Linked DNA regions of Mus musculus: region 2 is linked to region 1. A link is a loop called in an ENCODE intact Hi-C map of the cell type or tissue named here. Cell type or tissue: heart. All regions are shown on one strand. Links, peaks and the distances in the headings refer to the core of each region. The heading gives the core; the rest is flanking DNA.

Region 1 (8,334 bases), core at 169-8,168:
AAATACTTAGGTTTAAAGATGCCACCCCCCGTTTTTTTTTTAACAAACATGGAGAAATAAGCCCTATAACGAATTCAGAAACATAGTATAGTAAAAACAGCAGAAATATTTACTGTGTTTACCAGTTTTACATATTCAAAATTGTCTACATTGCTACCATCTGCATATCATGCTTACACCATTCGAGACTACTGTTACTGCTAACCTGGTTCCTGGAAAAACTGGGAATAAAGACAATCTGGAGACATTAGGAGAAAGAATGAAGAAAGTCCAAGAAGACATTGCCCAAGAATGATATATGAATGATACATCAGACAAGGCTGAACCAGATCTTCAGGTACTACAGACAATGGTTTCTGAAACAAGGTTCCACACTACATCTTCCATGTTAATTTCTTTTTATGCATATGTGTGTTTATACATGTAGATACATGTGTAGGTGTGCATACATATGTGTGTGTGTGTTTGTGTACCTGTGTGTGTTGTGTGAGATGTTCAGTGGCGTCCTCAATCCTTCTCACTTTATTTACTGAGGCAGAGTCCCTCACTGAGCCTAGAGCTCACTGATTCAGTCTAATTAGTCACCTGGCCCTGGGGATCCCATCACAGCCTCTGGAGTGCTGGGATTAAAAGCTGCCATGTTGGGGTGGCAAAGCACTGACTGCTCTTCCGAAGGTCCTGAGTTCAAATCCCAGCAATCACATGGTGGCTCACAACAATCCATAATGAGATCTGATGCCCTCTTCTGGTGTGTCTGAAGACAGCTACAATGTACTTATATATAATAATAAATAAATCTTTTAAAAAAAAAAGCTGCCATGCATTCTTGGTTTTTATTTGGGTACTGGGATCTGAACTCAGGTCCTCGCGTTTGCATGCCAAGAGCCTTACTCACTGAGTCTTCTCTTCAGTCCTAGTTTGTCTCCCAGAACTACACAACATAAAATACATACATACATACCTACATACATATATACATACAGGGTGTGTATACACACAAGGACTAAGAACAAGAAATGAATTAGAAAGGTCTTTGGGCAACCACAACAGTGGTTACAAAGGTCAGTCACTAATGTTGAGAGAAGAGTCTATAGAACCTAACAAGCCTATTTAACTAACTTAAATCTGATCTGAGGAAGCAGTGACCTCGGTGGCTACTCCACAGAAGGCCAGAAACTGTACAGCTTTCCCAGCTGTGACAGGCAGTTAAAAGCAGATCCAGTAAGTAAAAAAGGGTGCACAGCCTACATTGCACAATCACCTCTGATCCTTGTTTAATTCCTCACAGTAATGGATCCTAGTTTAGGAATACTAAACTTGAGACAAGGATTATACCACACGTTTAAAAAGAAACAAAGTACACACCGTATTGTAAGCCTTTTCCCACAAATGCATACCTAAATAAAAATTAGCACTTAATACATTACTTCTCAACAGTAGATAACAAGGCAACGGTAAGCAGAAACAGCAGAGAGTCAATTTGAGAACACAGACTAGCAGACTTCCTTCTCTGCATTTGGTCTGTCCTTCTTATGCATTCATAATTTCATATTCCTTGGCCTCCTTTTATAATGTTCCCAAATTAACAGTCTCCTCCAACGTAGCCAGTACTTCCCCACAAAGTACAGACCTCAGACATACCAAAGTACACTATCTCATTCTGCACTACCTGACACTCAGCTCTGACTGACACCCGAGACTCTTTACGTCTAGAGACAGGCATTTCTGTTGGTTTTGGCAAGAAAAACTGTATCAGAAGACCTTTTCTTTATTTACAGACTAGTTTATTAATTTCTGTAACCAACCCACATAGCAGAGGATCTCTGCATTATATTCTCTTCCAAGCAGCTCTCGCTGTCATGTTTACTGTACATTAGTCAGAGGGAATTTCAGTAGCAAAGGAAGGACTTCTGTTCTGTGCCTCAGCCCTGCAAGTTATTGAACTCAGTCACACAGAGGCTCACAGAAGGACGAGAGGGCGGGATGCACAGGTGCCGGAGAAGCTATGGGAGAAAGACCCTTCCTCGCTCATCTCCACTGGGCGGGACAGGAGGGCAGTGAGCACTGAGGCTACTGGGACGGTTATGACCAACAACTCCATGGTTTTCTATTAATGGCGAAACACTGGTTATCTATCTAACTGCTCAGCTAGCCAGTCCAAGTGGCAGGAGGAAGTCTGTGCAGCTCTCTGTGACCAGATCGTCAGGTTGCAGGTGGCTGGAACACCATATGATCACAGAACTGAATCAGATAAACAATACCGTTTGCAGACACCCACCTTAGTAACACATGGCCAACAGAAATCGGAAACACAGTGTTTTTGCCTTCTTTTTTTTAAAATTCCTTTTGATTGAAAAAACGGGGGAGAGCCAGGCAGTGGTGGCACACACCTTTAATCCCAGCCCTTGGGAGGCAGAGGCAGGCAGATGTCTGAGTTCGAGGCCAGCCTGGTCTACAAAGTGAGTTCAGGGACAGCCAGAGCTACACAGAGAAACCCTGTCTCGAACCCCCCCCCCAAAAAAAAAGAAAAGAAAAATGGGGGAGGGCGAGCATAAAAAGATCTAGCATTTGCACTACAATATTTATGCTTCCCTCACACCACTTTCCATTTATTACTTCAACCGACCAACAATTAATGCACACCTACTATGAATTACAACTGTAGGGCCCCATGGTAACTATGCCCTTTACCCCTATCCACAAAAATCATCTCGTGTTCTATCCCAGATCAACCTGACACCCACAGCTCCTTCTGTCCGCAACCATGAGTGCGCTAACAGCTGACTCTACTGTCTTGGCACTCACCAGGGGTTCGACAGTTATCAATCTGTAGGCTGCAGTTGCTGACCTCACACTTACAAGCACTGAAATGGCGGTCAGAGGGAGCCAATTCATATCCTAAAAGTAAACAGAAATTCCCATTTAGGAACTGGAAATTCAGAAGAGACAGAAGGGACTAAAGTAAATAATCATCAACAGCACAAAATAAGTCTATGACATAAAAAATTATGAAAAATAAAAATCTGTGACTTGCTTTTTTCCAAAGTATACTTTGGTTCAAAATATATTTTAAAAAGCAAGGCCTGTGCTTTAAAAATGAAAAGTACCTATTTTCTCACTAGTCCTAAGGAAACAGAGCAAATCAACCCCATGGTCACAAGGAAAGCTGTAAATTCCAGGTTTTTGTTTGTTTTCAAGACAGCCCTGGCTGTCATGGAACTCACTCTGTAGTAGACCAGGCTGGCCTGGAATGCGGAGATCTGCCTGCCTCTGCCTCCCAAAGGCTGGGGTTCAAGGCATGCGCTGTGTCATCACCCGGCCAGTCTTATTTTTTTTTAAAATTATCTTTTCCCTTCATTATTTTTATATGTTCTTTATTATGACTGAGGCTAGACTTACGCACAGTACCTTTTATTTTCCTCGATTTGTTGGCTTTTGAGGAAGGGTCTTACTATGTAGCCTATCCTAGACCGCAGATATATGCCTGCCTCTGCCTCAGGAATGGTGGGATTAAAGGGGACGACTAATCCCCCCTCCCCCTCCCTCACCCCCACCCCACACTGTTCTCCTGTGATAAGTATTTTCTAATGTGAACCCGCATCTTGTTTTCAGGTAACAGTTCTGGGACACAAAACCCAACATCTTCACAAACTTTAAGAAAGTTATTAATTTAATACAATAATTTTAAATTTGCCCTAAATTGATTTAGAGCCTATGCAAATAATTTAGCATCTTTAATGCCTGAACCTGTTTCTCAGGACGATAACATGCACAAGTGCTTTCAGCTTGCTCACCCGGCTTGCATAAATTCAGGGAATGGCAAGCACATTGAGCTCAATGTGAAATTACAACCCAAGCAATGTAGGCATGGTTAATTATTGACAATCTTGACTTTCCGGATTCTCGGTTGTATTATAAAGCCGTAGACCTCAATCGTGAAAAGATCGCATTATTTCTTTCTTCCAACGTGAGCTATCAAATCTCCGGAGGGAACCTGGCTGAGTAGAGATGACCCTCACACCTGGCCCTAGATCCAAGTGACAGTGTTAAACATATCCTTTTCCCAAATTGTAAACGCCTTACCCATCCTACTGGAGACATAAGTCTTTAAACGAAGTAATTGTATAAGGACCATCCACGCCCTGTTGTTCCCCCCCCCCTTTTCTTCGTTTTTATCAGGAGCCTGACAGATCACTGACTCCAGATTAAAAAGAATGTCTTATCAGACTCCACAATCAAGGACACAGCTTGACAACGTTCGCATTCATCTTCAAGGCAACGTCTGGGCTCGCTCTTAATCGCCGGGCCATCACACCCGGAAATGAAACCGCCAGCGCAGCCCACTCTGCACAGTCTCATCCTAAGTTGTGCCCCTTGGCGCTCTGAGCGCACGACCGCAGGACACCGCTGCCCTCTCCGGCCCAGGGCCTGCAGGTCACTCGCGCTCCCCGACCACCAAGCGGGCCCCGTAGGGGCTCAGCGAGAGCGCGCTCCTCGGCCACCAGGAGGGCGGCGTAGGGACCGAGCTAGAGCGCGCTGCCCGCCGGGCCGCCGACACCGGCTTCGTGTGACAGAAGGGCGACACCAGGGCCAGGAGCCTCTGGGGACCGTCCTTAGCAGCGAGCACCGGTCACCGCAAGGACTCCCGATCGCCCGCAGCCCCGCATCCGGCCCCTGAGGGAGGTGCCCCGCCCCCCGCCGCCCGCGCTTTCCCTCCCTCCCTCCCTCCTTCCCGTCGTTCCCGGGCGAGGGGTCGCGCGCCCTCTCCAACCGCGCCACTCACCTGGCGGGCCTCAGGCTCGCTCCATAGCCGCCCGCGCGGTGCGGTGAGGCGCGGCCCCGGCCGCCCCCGCCGCCTCCGGGGAGGGGCAGCCCCACGCCGCACTCACCGCCCCGGGCCGCCGCCGCCACCACTGCGGCTCCCGCCCACCGCCGGCCCGGCCATTCCCCGGTCGCCGCTCCCCGCGGAGCCGGCCGCTCCACACCCACCCCCGCCTCCGCGCTGCCTGGCTGTTGGTACGGTCCTAGCGGAACGCCCTCCCTGCAGCCAATCCCAGTGCGCACCCGGCGCAGCTCCGCCCCCGTTGCGGGTAGGCGGGACTACCGGGCAGCTCCGGACCGCCCCCTTTAACCCTTTCACCCTCATTCCTGCAGCGCTGGGCTCCGCAGACACCGTCGGCGGATTTCTCCAAGCCTGTTTACATAAACTAGCTTCTGGCTTCTCTCTTACCTTCACAATTTCTTTCCTGCAGTCATCTAGGTGAAGTCCTATTCTGAAGAGATAATTTCTTCTTTCTTTCGCTCTGCCTTGACTTCTCCTTGGAGATTCTGCCCCAAAGTGCCCTTCCCTGACCAAAAGAGGCCAGACTTCCCACCTTGGAAATCGCTCCAGCTTTGGCCCAGAGCAGAGCTCCCCTACTGTACCTTTTCAGTAGCTCTTAACAAAATCCTGTTTATTTTATTATAATAGCTTTTTTTTTTTTAATGTTTGTGCCTTGCAATGGACTGTAAGCCCTAAGAGGGCAAATCCAGCGCGACTTGGTTTCCAGTGCCCTGCACTCACCCACTAGGCTCCTGAAGAGTCAATGAGCTGCTCCTCCCCTTAACGTGTGTCCACTCCACACACAGTAGCTACTGTATAATGCATACGTTTATTCACCATATAGACAGCTTCCATGTAGTCTGTTTGACCCTAAAATATTATGGTGTACGTTCTACATTGGATATGATTTGTGCGGGGGGGGGGGGAGTTTGGGGACTAAGCAGGAATTTCTTTCAAGAGGGAAAGAAACGATCTCTCTCTCTCTCCCTCTCTCTCTCCCTCCCTCCCACCCCCCACTGTATGCCACTGGGCATGTCATGTAGTGCCTCTGAGTATAAGGCTCCTTGGGAAATGGAAGTTAAACACAGTACCTACTTGACAGGATTGTGGTGAGATTTAAATAGTAAATGTGTGGAGAAAATACAATTATTGTGTGAAGTTAGTTTAATGTGTGTGTGTGTGTGTGTAGCACTTTCGATCAGGACACCCAGAGAAACTATTGGACTTGACACCCTACCCCAGAAGACTTAGTGAGGGAAAGCAGCTTTAATCACTGCTGGAAGCACTCATCACTGCAAGGCGTACAAAGGGCAGCGTAGACAGCCCTGTGTCAGCTTTTACTGGATAGAGTTGAAAAGGGTTGAGGCCATTATCCGACAATGGAAAGCACAATTCTTGGGAAAATTGGCTGGATGGTGATGAGAGTCTGCCTTATTTCTTAACAGGCACATGGGTCTGCTTGCAGCCAGCTCTTCTGGGCCAGAAAACCATGAGGCAAAAGAGGAAGCCAACACTTTCTTTGAGACTGTGTGACTAACAGTGCTCCGTCTTCTCTGTCATTCCATTGACACTGAAGAAGGACCCTGCTCCTGTCATTGCTCATCCTGAAACCTGCCTTGGGGGAGATGACACCCATCTGTGTTGAAGGATTCTCAGAGAAAGAGGGTTTTTGGTCCATGGAGGCAATCCAGTCAGGTGCATATTACACAGGGCCTGACACTCCATGATGTCAGTTTTTGCCCCTCAGGCTCATGACATCACTTATAGTCAATATATTCTCAGTGTTGTAAGGGATGTGGTCATTTAAGTAAGGAGCATGAGTGATTAGGACACAGGACGTCCCTGCGAGGAGGACAGGACACCTAAATTATGCAACACAGATTCTGAGTCTGAGAAGAGTGTGGACTGGTATGAGGGAGGAAGGATGGGGGTGAGCAAAGTCTGGATGGGAATGAAGATTAACAATATGAACTCAAAGTTGTGCGGTGTTATGAGAAGTTATAACCGATATCCTGGGCAGATAACCCAGGGTAGGTGCGTTCACTCATTCATTTGACTGTCGAATGCATGTCAAGTGGCAGGCATCAGACTAAACTTCGACTGTTTGGAGATGAAGAGGGCCCCATCCCACAGAAGCTTGCCGGCTCAATGAGTTCCTTCTAGAAGTCAGAGTACTGGAAGGGTTGTATTACTGTCCCAAGTCATGGGATGTGCTGTGGTTTTAAGTATCAAGCTAATCTTCTCACGACCTTTCTCTCCTCTGCCCCCAAACTTCACTGTTCTTAAAGCCACAGACTGTGACTTTATGTAATGGAGCACCTTTTCCAGGAGCATGTGCGGCAGCTCATGGAATTGAATCCAGAGTAAGAGACTGGCTGTCCCCCCTCCCACGAAGAGCAGTGGGAACCGCCCTCATCAGGGGAACATTAGCAATGAGCCCAAGCATGGAACTCTACCAGAAGCTAGCCTGTGGCAGGAGCCTCCCTGCTTGGCATTTACAGCCCCAGCACACCTCTCTCATGCAAACCTTAAATTCCCCTCCACAAGGCTCACCAGCTTCGCTCTCCCTGCCAGTGAGAATCCTCCTTCACCCAGCCTTGGGAATGACTGCTGAATAGCTCTCCATACCATTTGAGGTCTTCCCTGGGCTTCCCAGCTGTGCCTCCTGGGAGCCCGGGGCTTCGGGTGGCCCTCTCTAGTGGCATGGTTTATTAAGGCTTTGCAGGATACTGTTCTCACGGGTACAAAGTTGTTTAATGCCAAAGACAGTGTTGTACCGCCAGCATGGAACATGGGTATGTAGCCATGCCCCTTGAAAGAGAAGTGTGAGAATGGCAGGTGCCATGTGGCCAGGTGCCTACCCTCGCTCCCTACACCCTTTTAATCATTTTCTGAGAACTGCCTCAGAACTTCCAAGCCTCAGTCCATTTGTCAAGTCCCAGGCCTCTAGCAAACTCGAGGTATTAGGAGAGCACTTCCTCCCAGCTCCTGCACACGCAAAGGCTACCCGCTCTGTTTCTTTGAACCTACTTAATACACCCACCATGATGGATGCCCCCGAAACTGATTAAATGACTTCTACATCAAACAAGCTAAGGAGGGCCCTCAGAAAACTCCTCCTTAGAGCCCAGGGAGAGAGTGGTAAGTTGAGATAGTGATGAAGTGCACACACACACACACACACACACACACACACACACACACACAGAGCTAGCTCTCAGCTGCCTTTGGAACGTCTGCTCTCTGTAGGAAGTGCTCATGGACAGTAGCTTCTACCTTTCCTTCCCAATAGAGCAGTCGGCTTTCTTTCATTTTGCTTTCAGCTCTGCAGAGTCAACCCCAGCCCTCTTAGAGTGCCCGACTAACCCTTCTGCCAATACTATCTGAGCAAACCACTCATGCCCCGGGGCAGCAGTATGCACCGCCTACACACACATAGCTTCTTTCCTGAGACATTCAGGCCGTGTGCTCTGAGACTGGTAGAAATCCTCCTGTTATTTTTTTCTACCCTT
Region 2 (8,334 bases), core at 280-8,279, 670 kb before region 1:
AAAATTAAAATCGAGCTGGAGCTTGGCCTAGCAGCACAGGCCTGTTAATCCCTACACTGGAAGGAGAATCCTGAGTTTGACTCTGAGACTTAGAATGAGTTCCAGGTAAACTGGGCAACTTAAATCCTGTCTAAATAAAGGAAAACTTTTAAAGATTTGTTTATGTATATGAGTACACTGTAGCTGTACAGATGGTTGTGAGCCTTCATGTGGTTGTTGGGAATTGAATTTAGGACCTCTGCTGGTGCCAGTCGGCTCTACTTTCTCAGTCCCTGACTCGCTCCAGCCCAAAGTTTTATTATAAGCAAGTACACTGAAGTGTCTTCAGAAGCACCTGAAGAGGGCGCCAGATCTCATTACAGGTGGTTGTGAGCCACCATGTGGTTGGTGGGATTTGAACTCAGGACCTTCGGAAGAGCAGTCAGTGCTCTTACCCGCTGAGCCATCTCGCCAGCCCAAGTAAAACGTATAGAGATACATCTACCTCTGCCTTCTGGATGCTGGGATTAAAGGCTGTATCACCAAACCCCAAAATAATAGCTATTTTTGCTTCGTAGTCTATTATCGCCTGTTAGCAGACATGCTACTTATACTTAGGTGCTCATAACAACTTCATGTGGGTATGAAGCCTTGACCCCGCTGACCCACGCGCAAACTGAGATTTAGATTAAGCAGTCATTTTGAGGATAGCCTCTAGTTAGGTTAAGAGGCTGAGTTCAAAGTCGTGACTGAGTGGTGCTTGCCACTATCGTCAGTTACTGTCTCTTAACTTTACTTTGAATTCTAGGAGTCCATTTTAAGGGACGAGATGGTCAGAGTCTTTGAGCCTGTTTACAGCCACTTCCACCTTGAGAAGTGGTGCAGGCTGTGTGGCTGGATGATGGCTCTCACAGAGGCCAGCACTAAGGTTCTAGGAAGTCTAGTGGGAGGAGCTGGGAGAGGTGGGGCCAAGGGACTACCTATCCCAGCATTCCGCGGGTTCCTCCCTGCGGAGCTCACGTCACGTGGGCGGTACAGGCGACATTCTGCCGTGGCGGCTGGGGGTTGCAGACCAGCGCTGTGGAGCTGGAGGAACGGCCTAGTGGTACCGCTGATCCTGACTGTCCCGTGTTTTAAAACCTGGCTGGAAATTGTAAGTAAGCAAAACTAAAACATAACTTTAACATATTTTTGTGTCTGAACTACTATTTTCTCCTTTCAAAAGGTCTTTGAGAAAGGATCCCTCCCCACCCCCACCTCCCCTACGGCACAAACAGAAATCGAGGTAGGTTGGGATGGGTCTGTAATTTCCGGGAGGGTGCTGAGAATATACCTGGAGTCTTTCAAGCGTAAAACGAAACAAGATGAGAGTAGATTTTTGATAGGGACTTCAGATGAAAGGTAAATTTACTTAAAAGTTTTGAAATGTAAACGAGAATTCTCATTGTAGGAGTCCATTTCTCTTATCTCGCTGCGTAACTAAGCCTTAAAAGAGAACAGTTAAGGTTTTTCAGTTACTAATAATGGTGAAAGAGACAAACTTTGAAACTCGTAATTATTTTACTTAACCTACTTATGTACTCAACTATGTTTCAAACCCAGCTTTAAAAAAAAAAAACTTTTCTTTGAACAAAATCTGTAGTAGTCTCTACTTTATCAAATTTTATTCTTGTTTATATAGATCCAGGGCTGAGCTAACTTTCCTAACTAAAAATGCCAGTTTTGTTTGTGTGACCTGACCTTTTTTTTCCCCTTGAAGATACGGTTTCTGTTTGTGGCCCTGGCTGGCCTCGAACTCAAGAGATCCACCCACCTCTGCCTTTGGAGCCCCGGGATCAAAGGCATGCACTACCACACCCCGAGTACCTGCCCTTGGGTTTAAAAATGGCTTATTTAAATGTATAAGAGGATTTTGTTGTTGTTGTTGTTGTTTTGTGAAGGCTACAGCAGGGACCCAGAACTACCAGGTTTATAATTATACTGTATAATTCCTTTGTAAATTGAAAATGATTTAAGTAGAGAACTTTGTAGTAGACAAAATAAAAATGTTCTAGGAAGCCTTTTGGATTGGGATAGTTGAAACAAAGCAACCTGAGGTTCTTTATGAAAACTTTTGAGGCCCTGAAGTGTCGAATGATCTGGATGCAGAGTCCACTCCTAGATAAGGAGGTTTGTTGCAGTTATCACATGACCTTAGCTGACTCATTTAAGCTCTTTTTCTTAAAGTTCCCCTCCTAAGGTAGAGCTACCACACCTAGAGCTTCCATAGTAAACAAGTAGCTAGACGTAGCTGGTCACTTAAGGAGTAGAGAAGGAGTTTTGATTTGTTTGCTTGTTTTGTGGGGGGTTTTAGTTTATTTTTCTGAGCTAGGATCTCCGTTATATATCCCTGGCTTACTTGGACCCACTGTTAGGCCAGTTTAAGGTAAACTCAGAGACCACAGCCTTTGCCTAGTAAATAGGGTTAGAGAGTTGTACCCTGATGCTTGGCTGTTACAGTTGTGCATTGTAGCCTGCATGTTATTTTAAACCAGTCCAAGGAATTAAAGTGCTTCTTAAATTTCCCAAGGGGAAATTTGTTTAGAGAAGCCTTGTCTGCCTTTCACTTTCCTATTAAACACTAAGGCCACTGTGCAAAACCCACACAGTTGGCTTTCTGAAGCCTCCACCCATGTTTCTGAAGCCTCAGTATCCCTTGTAAGTTGACCTACATATGGCTTTTCAGCATAGTTCTCATATTTTATCACAGATTTTGTGCAGTAAGACAAGCGTTTGTCAATAAGGGTATCTTGAACAGTGATTATGCACATGGACTTTGGAGTCATAACTGATCGGGCTTCCTGAACTGTCAGTCAGTCCCCTGAGTGAGGATTGTAGGACTTTAGCAGATAAGAGAACTACTTCAGAGTCTGTTTCTTTAGTAAAGTGGAGAGTTTTAGGGTCGTTTAGAATATTTAACGAAGTCATTTAAGTAAAGAAGTAAAAACAGCTATTACTAAATGTGGGGTTATTTTTCCGTATACAATATTAGAAGGATTATATATAGGACATGATTTTGGTAACCCAGATAGAAATGAAGAAAGTTCATCTGTAATTTCATAACTTTTACAGATCAAATCGCACTGCTTTTTAGTAACTCTGCTTTAGAGTACTTTTTTTAGTACTTGACAAAACCAAATTTAAAATGGTGGCTTTTGCCCTCTGAAGGTGTAGGTAGCTCTAACAGAGCGACCTGGATTTGCTTATTTCTAACTTGCTAGAGCAAAACAGCAGGGCTTTCATTATTGCAGGCTTAAAAGCTCCAGAGACAGACCTTTGTATCCTCTCAGTAGAGCTCCATGCTGTACGCATTTAAGTGTCATGCTGCCTTTGGCCATCTAGGTGGTGGTATTGCACGTCTAAGATCAGCTACAGCATAAAACCCGAATTCAAGTGAGCAGAGGAGCAGTCTTTCAGGTCCAGGCAGAAAAGGAGATTGCTGTCAGTATTTGCAGACTTTCTGTGGATGTTGAATCATTCTGTATTCATTCTAGGGACTAAAACTTCTCTGCATAGAAGTAACAGTGTTTATGCTTTGACTATTTGGCCCATAGTTTTAACATTTTATAGGGAAATAAGAATAGTAATGTCCCGCTTTGTCTACAGAGTGATTTCCAGGACAGCCAGGGCTACACAGAGAAACCCTGTCTTAAAAAAAACAAAGCAAAACAAAAAAAGTAACGGCATGAGTGTCCTGGAGCTTGTCCTGTAAGTCAGACTGGCCTCCAACTCAGAGAGATTCTCCTAACTCTACTCTGAGTGCTGGGATTGAAGGCCCAGCTCCAAGTTGTTATTTTCAAAAAGTGTGAAAAACATGGGATTTTATAATAAAGGGAACTAACTCTTCTTTAAAGAGAGAAAATGTTTTCTTTAAATGTTAGAGTTTCTAGGACCTGAGTTCAGATCCCGTTCTAGGAGTAAGAAGTGAGGTGTGGCTGGCTGTGTGACCTCAGGCTAGCTCCAGGTTCAGCAGCGTACCCTGTCTCACAGGTCATCTGTCGTGAGATAGAGATTCAGGTCTAAAGGGGCTCAGGGATGGTGCAAAGCTGTAGTTCTAATAAGCTCCCCAGAAGTGCTAATGATTCTTGGATGGTAAGTTGAATATAGTAAATGAAGGATTAGTGGTAAACTGGGTGCAGTAGCACCAGCCTATAATACCAGCTACTTAGTAAGCTGAAGGAGGAAGATTTTAAGTGTAGGGGCCTCCTGAGGAATGGAATTGAGGTCCTGTTTTTAAAAAAGAAGTTATTGTCTTAAAGTTTATTGGAAGGATGGGGCCAGCGTTAAGAAGTGCCTAATGGTCAAGCTGAAACAATGTGAACTGCAAAGAGAATGATAGTGTGGAATTTAAACCCATAAACTGTACACGGGAAACCTCACCCGGCCCGGACATGGACAGGATTGACAGATTAATAGCTCTTTCTCGATTCCTTACTGATAACAGCTTACTAACCAGGTCAGTAGAGAAGGGGTGAGTCACTGATGGAACTGAAGTTCTTCAGTGGACATTCAGCAGGCACAAAGGAAACAGGAAGGCACCAGTATGCAAGCAGTACTAAATTGCTTCATTTAACGTCTGCCTGTGATGCTAGTGGGTGAGAGGTAGAGGAGAATCAGGATAACTACAGAGTCTCAAAGTGTCTCCCTTGAGATAATTATTAACTACAAAAGAAGTCAGTGATGGTGGAGATAGCATGCAGACCTAGTAGTCAAGGTTCACACTCCATAAGACAGGGAGAGCACGAGCCTACATAGCATGATACCTGAGGACACGTTATTCTTTAGTGCTGGTCATTCTTGACAAAAAATTCTAAATTGTTTTCTTTCAAATCATGATAAAATACTGCACAAACTTAAAGCAACAGACTTTGTCCAAACTGACACTATTCTTCCAAACTATTAAGGTCACAAAAGACAGAGTAAGAGACTGAGGAAAAGGACTAAGTGTAATGTGGGGTCTGTTTTAAACATGAAGATTCTTTTCAAGTCCGTAGAGTTTGCTGATGCTGATTTCAGATACTGAGATCCTTTAACACGAGATCGGAGATTGCAAGAGAGTTTAACCAACAGTAAATAAACCACACGATATAGGAAACCCTCGTATGCATAGGCTTACAGATTAGAGAGGGGACCAGATAGAATGTAAGGCTTTGTTTTAGGAAGTTAATTCTATTATTTTGGGAAGGCAGTAGGTAGAATATGGGGTGTGGGTGATTTTCCTCTACAAGGGTAATCACTTGGATCTAACAGGATCCTGTCTTGGAACCTAGGACAGAAAAGGAACATTCATTAGTGGGAAAACTGGTGACATTTGAATGGGACTTCGTTAATAGATTTATCAATGTTAATTTCTTGGTTTAAATAATGGCACTTTGTATAAGATACTGTGTGAATTATGTGAGGGAACTACATCATTTCTGAAACTTTTCTGTAAGTCTAGAAGTATTTAAATATAACTGTCTAGTAGTAAGCTGGTGGGGCCATGTACAGTAGCAGACAGTTAAGGGCAGCTTGGTCTACATAGCTATAGCTAATTCCAGGCCAGCCAGAAGCTGCATAGTGAGACCCTGTGTATAATCCTAGCCCTTGGAGTAGTGGGATGGGATGGAATGGGCAGAAACAGGAAGATTGCTGACCACCAGCCTCCCCCGCCCACAATTCAGTCTCAAATAAGAACAGGCTGTGGGGGTGCATGCCATTAATCCCAGCATTGGGAGGAAGAGGCAATCCTGGCAGCTCTGAGTTTGAGGTCCAACAGAGTTACATAAAGATACATAAGAGCCAGGCAGTGATGGCACACCCCTTTAATCCTAGCACTTGGGAGGCAGAAGCAGGTGGATTTCTGAGTTTGAGGACAGCCAGGGCTACACCGAGAAACCCTGTCTTGGAAAAACAAAAAACAAAACAAAACAAAAAATACATAAGGATGACATTTTCAAAAGACTAGATGAGAAGTGAAGGAGTAATAAGGTGTAGGGAGACACCTGTAATCCTAGTGTTCAGAAGGCTAAGGAAGGAGATTGTGAGTTCAAACTTGGGTTATATAACAAGACTCTCCAGAAAAAAGTGATTATGAAAGTTGAGGAGAAAGTGGGGTCATAGCCCAGTCTCACTGTGTATGTAATCCCAGCACTCAGAGGCTTGAGGTGAGAGCAGACCAGCTGAGGCCAGGCTGCACTGCTGGGGAGATCCAGTCACTAAAGACGATCTGAGTCAGTTATGCTGCCTGGTATTAGATTTCTTAGCAGGCTTGTGGATTCTTTGTGTATTGCTGTTACCCTATATCTTAGCCTAAACCAGAAGAATTGTAAAAGTCATCCAAGGATTGGGGAGGAAGTGGGAAGTAAGAAAAAGATTTTCTTTTTGCACTCAGAAAACTGTATTAACCAGAAGTATGCATAGTATCTGAACTGCTCCAGGCATCTAGTTTCTGTGTTAAAAAAAAAATCCCTAAGAGGAGGCATTAGGGGATGGAGAGATGACTCAGTGGTTATGAGACTGCTCTTCCAGAGGTCCTGAGTTCAATTCCTAACAACCACATGGTGGCTCACAATAATCTGTAATGGGATCTGATGCCCTCTTCTGGTGTGTCTGAAGACAGCTACAGTATAGTTATATATATAAAATAGACAAATCTTTTTTTAAAAAAGGAGGTATTAGAGTGCTCTGCTCATTCACTTAAACTCCCCCTTTCCCGCTACCTTTCAAGTATCCAAAGCCTTAGCTACCAGTTAGCGAAGATAATAATAGTACCTAGGATATTCCAACAATAGGCTGTTTCCCTGGATGCAGCTACCTAGTACAAATTAACAATTATGGCACAAGGTCAAGAAGCTGCACAGAAATCTGTTTTGGCTGTTGATGTTTTAAACTGAAGCTACAGACTGAAACTGAACCATGGAGTGTAATCAGGCAGGGCAGAGTAGATCCAACTGTGCCAACAAATGTCTTAAATAGCTCTTTATGCTTGGTTTCCCTCTCCCATCCCCCACAAGTGTGCTAGCCGTGCGCATGTGCACATGAGTGCTTGCTTGGACATGGGTGCACTCACACCTGTTCTGTCAGTCAGTTCCTGGAAGGAAAGAACATTTGCAACTGTTTTTTTTTGCCTAGCATTTTTTAGTTGTCCACTCTTGTGAGAGAAGCATGTGTGCTCAGTAGTGAAGACTATAAATCCTTACTGTCGCATCTAAATTCAGAACTAGATATGAAATGAAGCTCTCATCAGATTACTTTATGTATAAACCTTAGTGAAACTCTTCTACAAAGGGTAGCCAATGTGGCTATTTACTATAACCCTGGGGAAAATACTTAAAATGATAATCCCAGAAAAATCAAGACATTAATTTGTTTTTTAACTTTAAAAGTCTGTTCTATTTATTTTAAGAATGTTTTACCTTTATGTCTGTCTGCATTACATCTTGCATAGTGCCTACAGAGGTCAGAACTAGAATTCTAGATGGTTCTAAACCACCAGAAGTTTCTGGGAATGGAATCCAGTCCTTTTAAGAGCAGCAGTCCTCTTAAGCACTGAACTGTCTCTCTGGCCCCTCAAAGATGTTTGGTTTGTTTTTTTTTTTTTATACACATTATATAGATCAGTAATATCAATGGCAGATTTGGAGTTGGGCTTGGTGGTACACATCTTTAATCTTGGTGCTTGTGAGGCACAGGCAGGAGGATATCTGTTAATTGGAGGCCAGCCTAGTCTATGTGGGTAGCATTAGGTCAGTCAGGCTACATAGTAAGACCCTGTCCCAAAAACAAACAAGCAAACAAGTAAAGTAGATATGGTATTAGAAATGTACTCAGGGGGGCTGAAGAGATGGCTCAGCGGTTAAGAGCACTGACTGCTCTTCCGAAGGTCCTGAGTTCAAATCCCAGCAACCACTTTTAAAAAGAAAGAAATGTAGCTCAGTTGGTAGAGTGCTTACCTAGTGAGAATACATTATGGTATCCCTAGTACCACATAAAATTAGAGGTGGTGGATATGTCTGTAGGCCTGCCATTCCTGAAGGCCAACATAGAGGATCAGAAAGTCAAGGCTATATTGAGTTTGAGGCCAGAGTGGGCTATATGAGATGACATAGTGGTTTTAAAAATACTGGCTGCTCTTCCAGAGGATCCAGGTTCCAGTCCCAGCACCATTGTGGTATCTCACAAAGGTCCATAACCAGTTTCAGGGTATCTGATACCCTCTTGCTTCTGTGGACACCAGGAGTACATACACATAAAATTAAATGTTAACGGCAGATTTGGGAGTTTCATACTAACATTTATTAAAGAGAATGAACAGGGTCAGAATAGTTAAGTTAT

The links. Hi-C counts contacts between places; a loop is a spot of excess contacts. Peaks named below come from ENCODE experiments on the same cell type or tissue, not always from the same donor. Only the 100,000 strongest peaks of a DNase experiment are listed, where the experiment ranks them.
Region 2: a loop joins it to region 1, with 7 times the contacts of the local background. A loop is called at or near these places in 1 of 42 quality-filtered maps.

Annotation. Positions count from the first base shown.
Region 1 is chr1:156,714,083-156,722,416 of GRCm38, forward strand. Fam20b (family with sequence similarity 20, member B) reads right to left here and starts at 4,828. Exons shown (of 8, transcript NM_145413.4): 1 at 4,784-4,828. In heart, for the core only: a CTCF peak has its summit at 4,484; DNase peaks (open chromatin) are centred at 4,399 and 5,009; H3K4me3 peaks cover 2,328 bases; H3K27ac peaks cover 1,735 bases; H3K27me3 peaks cover 1,298 bases.
Region 2 is chr1:156,039,871-156,048,204 of GRCm38, forward strand. Tor1aip2 (torsin A interacting protein 2) reads left to right here. Exons shown (of 7, transcript NM_172843.4): 2 at 1,205-1,264. Among named protein-coding and RNA genes, the nearest start is that of Tor1aip1, 7.6 kb to the left of the region's middle. In heart, for the core only: CTCF peaks have their summits at 304 (motif pointing right), 1,045 and 3,353; DNase peaks (open chromatin) are centred at 991 and 3,341; H3K4me3 peaks cover 2,350 bases; H3K27ac peaks cover 1,553 bases.